2 separate regions of the Homo sapiens genome follow, and region 2 is linked to region 1. Evidence: read pairs that join two places in POLR2A ChIA-PET (ENCODE). Cell type or tissue: PC-9. All regions are shown on one strand. Each heading gives the region's core, and the rest is flanking DNA. Links, peaks and the distances in the headings are about the cores only.

Region 1 (7,681 bases), core at 2,020-6,019:
ATTGCTTATGTGTGAAAGAATCAACTAGATATTCTAGAACTGAAAATGCAATAATAGAAAGTAAGGACTTATATGATGAATTTCGCAGCAGTAAAATGATAAAAAAAAATTTGGGGAGAAAGACACTTAAATATATAGAAGATTTAGCATGCATTTAATTGGAGTCCCAGAAGGAGAAAAGGGAAAGGGCAGAGGTTATAAATTCTTTAATTGATGTTGAGTTGCATATTTATTTTTCATACTTTACCTTTTCTAAATAAAGATGTATCTTACAGTTGATAGCATATCACTTTTACTGAAGCTGGGCATCAGTTATCAATGATCATTCTTGTGCATGTTTGAATATCAAAAGGATAACCATGAAAACTTCCAGAATGGGAGGTCAGTTATTTGGAATAAAATCTCAAGGACAATAATGGAGCACTCTCTTCACTTTCCTAGGAAACAAATGTTTGTGGGGAGGGAATGAAGGAGCTCAATCAGAACTGTTTAACAATGTTCTCAAGGAGGTCAGTAGTAGGCTAGCTTTACATAATTTCAAAGCCAGATTGAGAGCCTATCACTATGGCTTTTTGTTCCTTTATGGAATCTTTGAGAAAATGCTATACACGGACAGTAGTCAAAATGTGATTAGGAAAATTTGGATTCTTAGTGGGAAAAAGTTTTAGGAATATCTATGTTGGTAATTGTTTTGCATATATTTTCCTTGATGGGTATTGTGATGATGAATTTTATGTATCAACCTGGCTGGGCCCCAGTGCCCACATATCAGGTCAAGCATTATTCTGTATGTTTCCATGGGTGTATTTTTGGATGAGTCTTACATTTATTTATATCAGTAGACTCTGAGTAAAGCAAGTGTGCTTCATAATGTGGGTGGGCCTCATCCAATCCATTGAAGGCCTGAATGGAACAAAAGGCTGACCTCATCTAAGCTGGTGGGAATTATCCAGCAGACTGACTTTAGACTTCATGTGCAATATTGGTTCTTCTTGATTTCCCAATAGACTGCCTTTGGACTCGAACTAAAACTCTTTCCAGAGTGTCCAGCCTGCTAGCCTCTCCTATCAGATTTTGGACTGACTAAGCTTTCACAATCACATGAGTCAATTCCTCAAAATAAATATATTTATTTCTGTATACACATCCATATTGGCTCTGTTTCTCTGCAGAACCCCAATGTATATAGATCTAAACAATGACATATAACACAATTTTATCTTAGAAAAAGAGCTTCTGCAAGAAGAATAAGATCCAAATTCTTAAGCGACAGTGGTGTATGTTAGAGTTTATTTAATCAGCCATGAGTCTCTTCTTTTTTTTTCTTGGATATGTGAATTAATCATGCAAGTTATAATCGACAGTATTATGAACATGATGAAATAAGGTATTTAAAGAGATAATGATTGAAAAGTTCCCTGATAAAAGATCTCAATCTACAGATTTCAGATGTTCATTGAGTTTCAAGCATGATTTAAAAAGAAAGGGGAAAGAAAAGAAAGAAATCCACATCCAAATATAGTGAAAGTGTAGAAATAGAAAGCCAAAAACAAAGGGAAAAAATATTAAAGACATTGTCTTTAAAGGAGTAACAGTAATACTGACCCTGACTCCTCCTAATTAAAATCGGTGGAATGGATGTCATTAAGGCACTAAAAGAAAACACCTGCCAACCTAGAATTTTATAGCCAATCAAATATTCATCAAGTATAAATATGGTGCCAGCACGGTGGCTCAGGCATATAATCCCAACATTTTGGGAGGCCAAGGTGGGAGATTCACCTGAGCCTAGGAGTTTGAGACCAGCCCGGACAACATAGTGAGTGAGCCCTCATCTCTACAAAAAATTTTTTAAAAATTAGGTGGATGTGGGTAGTCCCAGCTACTAGGGAGGCTGAAGGGGAAGGATTGCTTGAGCCCAAGAGGTCAAGGCTGCAGTGAGCCGTGATTGTGCCACTGCACCCCAGCCTGGGCTACAGAGTGAGACCCTGTCTCAAAAAAATAAAATAATAAAATAATAAAATAAATAAAATAAAATAAAGCTGGGATAAGATAGTCTCCAGTAAATAAGTACTCATAAAATCCACAAGACAAACTGCTCTAAAGGGGATTTTTCAGGCCAAAAGAAAAGAGTACTTAGTGGCATCCAGAAGACACAGGAGGAATGGAAAGCAACCAAAATGCAAAGTGATGGGAATAAAGCTAAATCAACATTGTATAAAGATAGCAACTTTTTTAATGTTAAAATGTACAGCAAACTTATATATACACAAAAACATGTAAGTCAAGAGAAGGTAAATGAAGTGAAAGTGTGTAAAGGTCTTTGTATTGTCTGGGAGGAGGTAACATTGCCAAGTACCATTAGATTTTGGTAAGTCAATGGCGCATGTTATAATTTCTAGTGTAATTACTCACAGTAAAAGAAAGTATGCATTCAAACTAATAAAGAAAAATGTAACCAAAAAATTCAAAAGAATTTGATCAAGGGAGGAAAGGAAATATAATAATATAAATATAATAAAAAGACAAATAGCAAATATTAGATTAAACTACCTGAACTTGTTGCTTTATAAGAAAAAAATGGTCACACATTGCCAGTTTTATCTAACTCAACCTGTAGTAAGTAGATATATCCCTAAATCTATGAGGAATAATAATACAGGTATCAGACTTCACATAGGCAACACTGCATGAGCCAGTGAAGCAATATCTTCAGAGTTCTGGGTGGAAAGAATGCTAAATTTGGAATTATTTAATCACCCAAGCTACTAAGAGCCAAGTTGAGATATTTTTGGACAAAGAAGAACTTAATTGTCCAAAATTGTCTTATTTTTGGACAAATAAGAACTTAAGAAGTCTATGTCTACACACCCTCTATTGAAAAATTACCCAAGGAGATATAGTACCAAATAAAAAGCAAATCCAGGTATAGACTTGCTTTATGACACTTTGCTTTATTGAGCTTCACAGATTGTGTGTTTTTTACAAATTGAAGACCTGTGGCAAGCCTACGTTGAGCAAGTCCATTTTTCCAACAGCATGTGCCCACTTCGCATCTCTGTGTCACATGTTGGTAATTCTCACAATATTTTAAAATTTTTCATCATTATTATATTTGTTATAATGATCTGTGATCAGTGATCTTTCATGTTACTATTGGAATTGTTTTGGGGCACAATGAACCTCACCCATATAAGATGGGGAACTTAATTCATAAATGTTTGTGTCCTAACTGCTCTACTGACCAGTTGTTTCCTGATCTCTCTCCTTCTCCTCAGGCCTCTCTATTCCCTGAGACACAACAATATTGAAATTAGGTCAATTAATAACCCTCCAATTGCCTAATTTTTAAGTGTTCAAGTGAAAGGAAGAGTTGCACATCTCTCACTTAAAATCAAAACCTAGAAATGATGAAGTTTACCAAGGAAGACATGTTGAAAGCTGAGATAGGCTTCATGTGCCAAGTAGTTAGCCATGTTGTGAATGCAAAGAAAAGTTATTGAAGAAAATTAAAAATGCTACTGCAGTGAACACATGAATCATAAAAAAAGCAAAACAGCCTTACTGCTGACATAGAGAAAGTTTTAGTGGTTTGGATAGAAGATCAAACCAGCTACAACATTCCCTTAAGCAAAAGCCTAATCCAGAGCAAGTCCCTAGATTTCTTCAATTCTGTGAAGGCTGGGAGATAAGTGAGCAAGCTGCAGAAGAAAAGTTTGAAGGTAGCAGAGATTGATTCACAAGGTTTAACAGAAGACTTCTCCAGAACATGTAAGTGCCAGGTGAAGCAGCAAGTGCTGATGGAGAAGCTACAGCAAGTTATGCAGAAGATACAGTTAAGATCATTAATAAAAGAGGCTATACCAAACAACAGATTTTCAGTGGTGACAAAACAGCCTTCTACTGGAAGAAGATGCCAGCTTTCACAGCTAGAGAGAAATCAATGCCTGGTTCCAAAGTTTCAAAGGACAGGCTGACTCTCCCCTCAGGGGCTAATGCAGCTGGTGAGTTTTAAGTTGAAGCTAATGCTCATTCACCATTCCAAAAATCTGTGGGCTCTTAAGAATTACGCTAAGTCTACTCTGCCTGTGCTCTATAGACGAAATAACAAAGCCTAGATGAGAGTGTACCTGTTTATAGCATAGTTTACTGAGCATTTTAAGCCCACTGTTGTGACCTACTGCTCAGAAAGATTTCTTTCAAAATACTACTGCTCATTGACAATGCACCTCATCACCCAAGATTGCTAATGGAGATGTACAAAGGGATTAATGTTGTTTTCACGTCTGTTTACACAACATTCAGTCTGCAGGCCATGAATCACGGAGTAATTTCAACTATGAAGTCTTCTTATGCAAGAAATACATTTTGTAAGGCTATTGCTGCCATAAATGGTGATTCATCTGATGGATCTGGGCAAAGTAAATTGAAAAAACTTTTGGAAAGGATTTACCGTTCTAGATGCCACTGAGAACACTGGTAATTTTGGAGAGGAGGTAAAAATATCAACATTAATAGGAGTTTGAAGGAAGTTGCTTCCAACCTTCATGGGTGACCATGAAGGGTTCAAGACTTCAGTGAAGAAAGTAACTGCAGATATGGTGGACATGCAAGAGAATTAAAATTAGAAATGAAGCCTGAAGACGTGACGAATTGTTGCAATCTCATGATTAAACTTGGACAAATTAAGGGTTGCTTCTTATGGATGAACAAAAAAAGTGGTTTCTTGAGAAAGTTCACCATCTATTCCTTGTAAAGATGTTGTTAACATTGTTGAAATGATAACAAGGAATTTAGAATATGATATAAACATAGCTGATAGAGCAGCAGCAGAGTTTGAGATGATTGCCTCAAATTTTGAAACATCTACAGTAGGTAAAATGCAATCAAATAGCATCACATGCTGCAGAGAAATCTTCCATGAAAGGAAGAGTCAACTGATGTGACAAATTTCATTGCTGTCTTATTTTAAGAAATTGCCACAGCCACTCCAGCCTTCAGCAACTACCACCCTAATCAGTCAGCAGCCATCAATATTGAGGCAAGACCCTTCACCAGCAAAAAGACTATAACTCGCTGAAGTTTCAGATAATTGTTAGCATTTTTAGCAATAGGGCATTTTAAAATTAAGGCATGCCCACTGATTTGTAGATATAATGCTACTGCACACTTAATAGACTAATAGGATAGTATAAACACAACTTTTATATGCACTGGGAAACAAAAAAGTCCATATGATGGCTTTAATGCGATATTTGCTTTATTGCAGTGGTCTGGAACCGAACCCAAAATATCTTGGACATATGCCTGTAATAGAATAACATAACATACAGTAAACAGTGGCAGCTGGTTATAAACTGAAGAGTTAAAAAAAGATATAAAAAGAAATTTAGAAACATGGCTTGGAAGATTCCTATCAAATGGCAAAGTTTTAATGTAGAGCATTGTTTCTCAATCAGGGACTATATTGTTTCCTGGAAAAATTTGATAATGTCTGATAATACCTTTGGTTTTTACAACTGGAGTGGAGATTGCTACTGACATATAGTGAGTAGAGGCCTGGAATGCTGCTAAACGTCCTACAGTGCATAGGACAGCCCTCCATAGCAAAGAACAGTGGGGCCCAAAATGTTAATAGTGTCAAGGTCGTGAAACTCTGATGTAAAGTACACATGTCCTTCATCTCAGACCAAACCATATTACTTAGTTCTATATCAATGACTTGTACAAAATATAATAATAATATTGGGAGTCTTCAGTACAATTATGTAAAAGAATAGAACACTTATTACATAATAATGTAATTAAGAGAAATGGATGGTGAAGTGAGGAAAAAAATGAAAGGATGTGCACATTCTAAGTCACCTGGGAATCTTGCTAACATACAGATTTGATTCAGGAGATCTGGAATGAAGTCTGAGATTTTTGGATATCTCACAAGCTTTCAGGTTTTTTTCCTTCCTTAAAACTTTTGTTATTTTACTTTTAGTCTTGGTGTTTTGAGATTTTACCAGGGAAGACTCCACAACACCAACTTATTGATCACTTATTTTATGTTTTCTATTATTATTTTATTTGAAAATAATAATCATTAAACATGTGCCACTGGAGCTCCCTTTGTCAATTTTAAATTACTAGCAAGCAAGAAATAACACTTAAATAAGTCTACTTTGCTTCCTTATGATTGTTTTCCTTTCCCTTTAAAGAAAAGTGAGAGCTTTTTGATTGCTTTGTATTTTAATTTTATGTTTATCTCTCCTCTAGTCAGAATACCTTTAAGGCCAGAGTTTTACTCATATGGTTGTGTTGATATAAGACATTCATTCATTTATTAATTTTATAACATTTAGTGCTCACATAATAGGTGCCATATTCTATTAAGGGCTGGAAACCTAATGGTAAATAAGTCATGCAGTCTGGTTGCAGGACTTTTGGGAAAGCATTTGCTTTCATGAGAAAATAAAAGATATAGCACTTCCTTTTTCTTCCTGCCTTAGACAAAGGAAATGACCATAAAGACCTAGAGAACTGCAGAGAAAATATCCCTGAGCATCCCTGAACTGTTGCGCAAACGTTAGCAATTGCCTATCTCTAGATTTCTAGTTATGTGAGCATGTCTTCACTTCTTAAGCTATTATATTTGAGTATGCTTTTCCTTGCAGCTGAAGGCATTTCTGACCAATACAAGAAATGCAAACATTAGGGAACTGGGTCATTCCCAATGACATTATCAAGCCCTTGTAAGAAAGTGTCAAAAGACAAAATTACAACAAATTTAATTTAAATACTTCTATTGGCTTTATTTGTGATTCTAGAATTGGATAACATTTCAGTTCATAAAATAGAATAAGTGTTCCAACGGGCTGAGCAGAGGAGTTTAGCATTATAGACAGAGAAGGGCTGAAGTAAGCAGAAACAAAGAACAAAGAGTATATTAGTTACTTTTAGACAGAAGAATAGAAAAATAACTCATTAAATAACATCAGGTTACTTTACACTACCTTTTTTGTGAATAAGGATTAAAGCAGAGGAAACTTCATTATTATGCTGATTAAAGATTTTAAACTGGTCTGTTTGGGAAATTGTTATTTCTCTCTTCTAATTACTAAGTCACATATCAAGTTAGTTCAGGTTTGGTGAAATGGTACTTCAGCATAGCTGAGTCCATTTTTATTTTTAATCTGGTTTTTTGGGGCCTAGTACAGGAGCCGAGTCCAAAACAATGACCTCCTGTAATTTTTATATAACAAATCATTGATAGTACTTCATGGCAGATTTTATGTTAGGTATAAGTGTTAAATTGGGGGCAAGATATGTAATTTTTATTGCTTTCAAGAATAAAACTATAAACAACGGACCAAAGTCTCAGTGAGCCAGATTTGGATTTAATAGAAATCAGAACTCTCTAACAATGATAATATTTCAGTAATGGAGTGTGTTACCTTCCAAAGACATTAGTTTCCTATCCATTAAAATTTTCAGAAAGAGGTAGGAATACCATAGAAGAGATTCCAGCACTGCACGGAAGGTTAAGTGGGATGGAAAGAAACTCATAGTGTTTCTTTAACTGTAAGGTTCTAATATCAATTTTCAACAATTAGGGTCTGTGATACTGTGATAAGAAATATATATTTGGTGTCTGTACCTATTTTTGTCACAGAGCTCCTAAAGCCCTTGGAAT
Region 2 (7,681 bases), core at 1,547-5,546, 250 kb before region 1:
ATGAATGAATGAATGAGTGAGTGAATAAATGAGTAGAGATTGACTATGAACTAGACACTGCTATGGTTAGAGCAGTGAAAAAGACAGACCTGGCTACTGGCTTTATGATGCTCACACTCTACCAGTTATTGGCATTCTTATTTTCTCTAAAATGTAGCTCAAATTCCCTTTACAATCAGTTGAAAACAGAATGAAGAAAAAGTGGGGGAAAGATACAGTGGTACAGTATGATACTGGTTAAGGAAAGAGGAGGGTCAAGATTTTAATGTACAATGTGTTACAGAGTTTCAACACTTTCTGTACTATATTAGTGTCATAAATACTGGAGTTCATTTAGGAAGGCTTCAGATACATCCTGTTCCAAAATTTGCCCTGTGGACTCTCTTTATAATACCCATCAAGGGAAGGAAGATAGAAGTCAAGCCAAACTGCTTGACGATGTTTTATCTCACAGGCATTCTTCACAAATGCTTCCTTTACCCAACATTATTCTTAGAGCACATTCTGCATGGAAAACTCACACCTTATTACTTGCTTTGTTTCACTGAATACCTACTTGCTTTTTCTGGCTTATTCATATGTCCAGTGTTTCATGTGCAGCAAAACCCAGGAGCATCACAGGCTACCTGAATTCTCAGGGGCAAGTTGGAAATTTTGAAAATTATTTTCCATGTCCCCATAGAAAATTCTTGAGCCATCCTTGACCTTCTTCTTCTGCCTTTTTTTTTTTTTTTTTTTTTTTGACAAGGTCTGGCTCTGTTGCCTAGGCTGTAGTGAAGTGGCACGATCTCGGCTCACTGCAAACTCTGCCTCCTAGGTTTAAGTAATTCTCATGCCTCAGCCTCCCAAGTAGCTGGCATTACAGCTGTGCACCACCAAGCCCCGCTAATTTTTGTGTTTTTAGTAGAGATGGGGTTTCGCCATGTTGGCCAAGCTGGTCTCAAACTCCTGACCTCAGGTGATCTGCCCACCTCAGCCTCCCAAAGTGCTGAGATTACAGGTGTGAGCCACTGCACTTGGCTCTGCATAACTTTTTAAAGCTGGTTTAGTGATAATGGATTTTCCTTTTTTTTTTTTTGAGACAGGTTCTCGCTCTGTCATCCAGGCTGGAGTGCAGTGGCACGATATCGGCTCACTGCAAACTCTGCCTCCTGGCTTCAAGTGATTCTCGTGCCTCAGCCTCCCAAGTAGCTGGGACTACAGGCACATGCCACCATGCCCAGCTAATTTTTGTATTTTTAGTAGAGACAGGGTTTCACCATGTCGGCCAGGCTAGTTTTGAACTCCTGACCTCAGGTGATCTGCCTACCTGGGCCTCCTAAAGTGTTGGGATTACAGGCATGAGCCACCGTGGCCAGCTGGATTTTCCCTTCTTAATCTATGGACAGTTCTCCAGCCACTTTGAACTGTGAAGAAGCCATTGTAGGAGCCTTGCTAAGTAGAGGGGCAAAGGTAAGCTTCAGGATCCTTTAAAGACTCATTGACATTTTAGGGATGGCTTAGGACAGTAATTGATTATTTTGCTACTGTGGAAATGGGCCTTTTTATTTCCAGCTGTATGGCTCAAGGAGTCAGAAAATAGACCATTTATTTATTTATTTATTTGTTTATTAGCTAGTGGGTTTTTCCTACAATCATAGAATACTGAGTAGATTTATTTTGCTTCTTGAGATTAAATTCATAATAGAGGATGGTCAGAATTTGCCTGGGGATTTTATGGGTATAAATTAAAATGACAATAGTTGTTATAATATAGGAAGTGCAGGAGTGCCACACTGTCCTCCTTCAGTGCTAGTTTTCCATCTGGTTCCACCAAATAATATCTTGGCTAGATATGAAGGACTTCTATTTGAACCACTATCACCCATCTAAGTTGCCTGGACCAATGAGTGTTCTGGTCACTGAGGGGAATTGCAGAATGGGTTGGATAGTTCTGAACAAAGTCTTGAGGGAAAAAATGGGGATCACTTTCAGACAATCATTGGGTGATCCTTGGATGACATGTTGGCTGCTGTCATTGGGTGGACCTCACTAGCTGATGAGAAGAAAGCTAATATAGCTGCTCAAGTCAGGTGATGCACAGGGGTCCAGGAATGGAAAGGGAACTATATGTGGGCACTGAGCCAGTTCTCTGCTGGTGACTGCTTTGGGCTGACAACAAATGGTACTTTGGCCACCTTCAGCTGTCTCTCCCTATTCTGTTCGAATCCTGTCTGTCTCAACAGTCATCCTCTCTTCTCAGTCCTGGAATATTTACTTGGTGTGGAGAAAGAAAATAAAATGTAATCATTTATTCTTATAAATATTTTGTTGAGTAACACTTAGATCACAGTTCTTGAAACTCGAGAGCCAATCAGTTACTTTCTTCCTTAGTTCCATGCTCACAACCTTCTCTAAGGCAAAGGGGGAATTTACTGCAGCTGCCAGGGCTGAGGAAAGTGTCACAGAGTCTATGTGAAGAAATGAAATGGGGAGTTGAGGTGGAAGTGGTGGAGGTGGAGTGGGGAAGACAGTGGATCACAGTTCAAAATATTCTCTTGCCCTACTACCATTTCATTCCTGGTTAGGATGCTCTATGCCAAACCGTGTATCGGGCACCTTATTTAACTTTTATAACAACTCTGTGGAAAATATATTGTTTTCTGATTTAATAAATGAGGCAAAGGAAACCCAGAGAGGTTAAGTAATGTATACAAGATCATACAACCAGTAGGCAGCAGACCTGGTGTTCAAAGTCAGGGCTTTCTAATTCCCAGATCTGTTTGCATGACCACTCATTCACTAGCCATATTGTGAGCCCAGAGAGATGCATTTTGAGAAAAAAAAAATGCCATGTCCTCTCCCTTACTTTATTTCTATATTTCTAACACCAGTTTAAATGGAGGTCTCATACAAATTGGTGCTGTGGGGTGACCATTCTTTTCGGCTTAGACCTGGACTATGTGGTAAGGGTACACATATAGCTGGAATGTTAAGAGGTCAAGCTTCTTTTTGCTATCTGAGCCATTACAGAGGTGTCAGCTTTTCTTTTATCTTCTGGGGGTATCTCCTATGGAAGTCCTAAGGACCTGCAGGTACCCAGCCTGCATCTAGCACTGTCCTTCCTTAGAAAGCGGTGGAAAACAGCAAGCGATTGTTTTCTTCCCTTTCACTCACAAGTCTCTTTGCTTTCACCTGGGACTCCTTCTAGCAAACTCTATTCTTCCATTTTCCTCTGGATGGCTACTCTGGCCCATTGCCAGCTCTGCAGGAAAACAAGAAGCCTTCCTTTCTGGGATAAGAGATTTCTCATTCCCCACTGCAGCTCCCTCAGTAGATAAAGATTTTTGGCACGTTTTCAAGGATGTTGCAGCTGAATTATCCACCTCTGTGCTTCTTCCATTTGCTTTTATGACATTTCTTCCGTTCTCCATTGTTTCTTGCAACTTTTCTTGATGACAAAAGATACCCCCCATTTACATTTGAAAAAGGGTAACGACTGCTGTTACAAAGCCAGAACAATACCCACTGAAGCTGAGCTTACTCAGTTGAATAGTCGTTTAATATTTTAATAAAATAAAGACCTCTTTTAGTACCTGCTGCTGCGTCTGTGAAGTTTATGATGCATCTTTTATATTCATTTCCACTTTTAAATTATAATATTTTCCCTCTCACCCTAGAACAGCTTAATACACTGCAGGGAACACTTTCCCTTGATGATGAAAACAATATTTTTAAGGTAAGTGGGGCTAATAGTTTAAGTATAACCAGAGGACTCATTAAAGAATGTGTTCAATGTCCCAGTACCTGGAATCTCACTTCTAAACCACTACTATTTGTGCTTCAGTTTAAAATACTGTTGATTGATAATTTCTGGAGGGAAATAAAGCATTTGTGTAAGGTTAATAAAAATCAGTTAGTAACTCCTGCTAGCTAACCCCTACAAAGCTTCAAATGATGACATTATCTTGGTGAAGTTAGATGATCCAGAATCTGAGCTTTGAGACTTACAGCCTCTGAAACCCGATTTGTCATTACATAGAGAGAAGTATTATTCTCTCAAAGTCAGATTTATATTAACTGGGCATATCAAGATTGTTATATAAATTGCCAATATTAGTTGATCAATTTTTAAAAAGAAATGTAGTTATCATTTGCCCTGGAATAATTGTGTAGCAGGAATCAGCACATTCTTTCCCTCCGTGAAGACCTACAGGTGAAACCAAATTATAAGCAGAAGATTGTAGCATGATCATAGAATCTGTATAAAGAGATTAAATTTATTCCAATGTCAGGCTAAGATTACCTGACACAGTGGTGATTCTCCACTCTGGCTATGTCTCTGGGACTATTGGAGTCTACAAAATTTTCAGAAGCTTGGGATCCATTTCAGACCTACGATTAGGGCAAGACATTTGTATTTGTTTTCTCTTAAAAACCATATGTGATTCTCTTGGTTATCAGGGTTGAGATAATTGGTCTGAAGCATTTGTCTCCACTACAGGAATGATTTTGCAATGGTGCCATATTATTCAAAGTCCACTGGGCAAGATTCTCTCCCTCTTGGATAGTATGTAGAATCACAGCACCAACATTTGCTTTGTTTGTTTGTTTGTTTGTTGTCACAGGGACAATCAGTTCTCTCTTTAGATAGGTTTTTGCATCTAGACAAATGCATACTCTGGCCAGATTCCTTTCAATTTTTGGTAACTTTCTCCATCTCTGCTCTCATCCGGCTTGCCTGGAACATACAATTAAATCTTCAGAAAATATTGTTTCTTTCTTTGCAAGCTTTGAGAGACCCCTGTTATTTTAATCCCACGTTCCACTTTGTCAACCAAGAAAAATCAGTGGGCAAAAGATATTTTTCCAGCTAAGTAAGTTTATGCAAAGATAAGATATTCCACGGAAGTATGTACTTGTTTTCATAAGGACCACATCCAGAGGCTTTCGGCCCTTCCCCATGTTGTAGCTAGATCATCTTTCTTTTAAACATAAGGTTTTTTTTGTTTGTTTTTTGTTTTGTCTAAACTCTGAAAACTACTTCCAAGGCAGCAGGAAGTACGATCTGTGCACTGCTTACTTCTCTCATCGCATCCCTCTCCCTCATCTCCTCAGTCATGCTTCAGCCATTTTTGAACTTTGTTCAGTTCCTTGAATGTGCAATTCTTACATTTTCTCTGCCTAGAACACTATCATCCTCTTCTTCATCCATTAGCTCTTCTCTTCCTTTGGTTCCTCAATGTCACTTGCTCTGTGAGGCCTTCCCTGATTTCCTCACTTGATTTAGAAATCTTAACCATGTACTCTCATGGTACCCTTGATCTCCATGGTCAAAACTCATATCATGTTTCTTAAAATTGCTCAGTGACTTGCCATTGCTTTTAGGATAAAGTCCAAATTTAGCCTACTATTTAATCAACAGTCCACCTCTTGGGGTCTTATTCCTCTGTCCTCTGGACCATTCTTTCTCAAGGATGCTTTATTTTAGCCATTCGTGGTTACTTCTTAGCCATCTATTAAGTATCTTTATTATTGGGTCGATACATTAGAAAGATATCTTGGCTTTTTATGTTGGATCCATATTGCGATTAGAATTAAGCATATGTTCTTTGCAAATCATTATAGACAAAAGAGTAGAGAGGTGTGATGTTTTCAAGGTGGATTTAGTTAAAAAATTTTAAGATATTCTCTTTCGTTACTACTTCTGAGTTTAATTTCTGGAGGCAACCACTCTTGTTAATCACTGCGCCCATGTGCTACCCATGTCTATGTCTTTACTGAATTGAATAAGGGGGAAAGAATCTTTTTGTAAGCATAGAGTCACAGTCAATCACATTTCCCAGGCTTAATTGAGAGGAAGCTAGCATATCAATGTGTTTGCTCTAGGCCGATCCCAGATTTTCCAGTAGAGTTAGAATTTCATGTAATTTTATATTTTCTACATTGGCATTGTGTTAAATGCGTCCCTAAATGGAAATTCATTTTTAGAACTTGTAAAGGTATAAGTAAATTCACAAACTTTTCAAAAACCCTTTGTCAAGCTATGTAACTATAAATAACTGTATCTCTCTGGTTTGGCAAATCCTGTGGCTGTGTATATAGAAGCTCCATCTTTCTCCAATAGTCATGTAAAGGGAACAACGTTTCCTCAGCCTCTTTACAATCTTTCCTCCCATCTTGGATGCCCATACTCTTCATATATACCCCTCTTTTCAGACAGACCTGGATTCAATTTTGGCTCACTTTCTTATTAGCTCTGCTGTTTGAATTTTCACTCTTCTGCTGTAAAGGCTAATAATATGAAATGGGGGAAATTAACTGAGATAATGTATGCCAAATGTTCGGCATGGTTCCTGGTTAAGACAAAAAAGCTGCTGGGCATGGTGGCTCATACCTGTAATCCCAGCACTTTGTTAGGCAGAGGTGGGATGATTGCTTGAGCCCAGGAGTTTGAGACCAGCCTGGGCAAGAAGGTGAGACTCCATCTCTACAAAATATTTAAAAATTAGCCAGGCAAGGTGGCATGTGCCTGTAGTCCTAGCTACAGGGGGAGCTGAGGCAGGAAGATAGCTTAAGCCTAGGAGGTAGAGGCTACAGTGAACCATGATCACACCACTGCACTCTATCCTGGGCGATGGAGCTAGACCCTATCAAATAAATAAATAAATAAATAAATAAGAGTTTGGTTTGATTTCCCTTCAGTGACACTAAATTCTCCATTTCCAGAACCTATCTTCAAGCCCCAATATTATTGCATATTCTTTTTATTCTACCATGAAGCCTTCCCAAACTCTTTCAGAGTTAGTTTCTTCTTTCTCCAGGCACCCTCAGCCTTTTTGTTCTTATCACTCTAGTAAGACTTCTCTCCCTGTTTTGGAAATCAATAACTTGCCCCAAATTCTGTCAGCTGCTCCAGAGATAGGCACTGCCTTATTCATTACTCTGTCCCTAGGGATTAAAATAGTATCTCCTCAGAAGTTGTTGTGAGGATTAAGTGAGTTAATACCTGCAGAGCTCCTAAAAAAGTACCTAGCACATAGGAAATGCTCCATGAGCATCAGCTATGTCATTAGTTTTTTATTATCATTAGTGCCCAGCACAGGGACTTGTATAGAGCAAGTACTCAATATAGGCTGAATGAATGAGAAATGGGAAGAGGGAAAATATGCACACCTTTCTTCTCATTATAGTAGCTTATCATCTTAGAAACAAATAGTGCAATTGACCACTTATTTTCATCTCCTTTTTAAAATTATTTTTCTGAGACTCTCCCTCTGTTGTCCAGGCTGTTGCCCAAGCTACAGTGCAGTGACAGATTCACAACCCCTTTACTGCAGCCTCCTTGAACTCCTGGGCTGAAGGAATCCCCAGATATCAGCCTCCCAGTAGCTAGGACTACAAGTGCATGCCAATACATCTGGCTAATTTTTCAATTTTTTATTTGTAGAGACAGGGTCTCACCTTCCCAGGCTGGTCTTGAACTCCTGGGCTCAAGCAATCCTCCCACCTTGGCTTCCCAAAGTGCTGTAATTACAGGTGTGAGCCACCACTTCCAGCTCATCTCCCTTTTTATGATGACAACTCTTTTTTTTTTTGGAAAGCCATCTCTCTTTGTGCATGCGGTTCAAAGGGTACTGAACCCATTTCCTCAGCTCGAGGTTGAGCAGGCAATCTAGACATGGTTGCTTAGCATGTCTTA

What was found. ChIA-PET counts read pairs that join two places held together with the same protein. Peaks named below come from ENCODE experiments on the same cell type or tissue, not always from the same donor. Only the 100,000 strongest peaks of a DNase experiment are listed, where the experiment ranks them.
Region 2: POLR2A ChIA-PET joins it to region 1 with 5 read pairs; 2 of 35 experiments call an interaction of 5 or more read pairs at or near these places.

What each region holds. Positions count from the first base shown.
Region 1 is chr11:27,990,973-27,998,653 of GRCh38, forward strand. It overlaps LOC124902655 (a long non-coding RNA gene), which reads right to left. Exons shown (of 2, transcript XR_007062636.1): 2 at 5,243-7,681. Among named protein-coding and RNA genes, the nearest start is that of MIR610, 62 kb to the right of the region's middle. In PC-9, for the core only: no CTCF peak of the experiment used is centred there; a DNase peak (open chromatin) is centred at 4,349.
Region 2 is chr11:27,737,389-27,745,069 of GRCh38, forward strand. No RefSeq gene overlaps it. Among named protein-coding and RNA genes, the nearest start is that of BDNF, 41 kb to the left of the region's middle. RefSeq lists an enhancer at 3,130-3,821. In PC-9, for the core only: no CTCF peak of the experiment used is centred there; no DNase peak of the experiment used is centred there.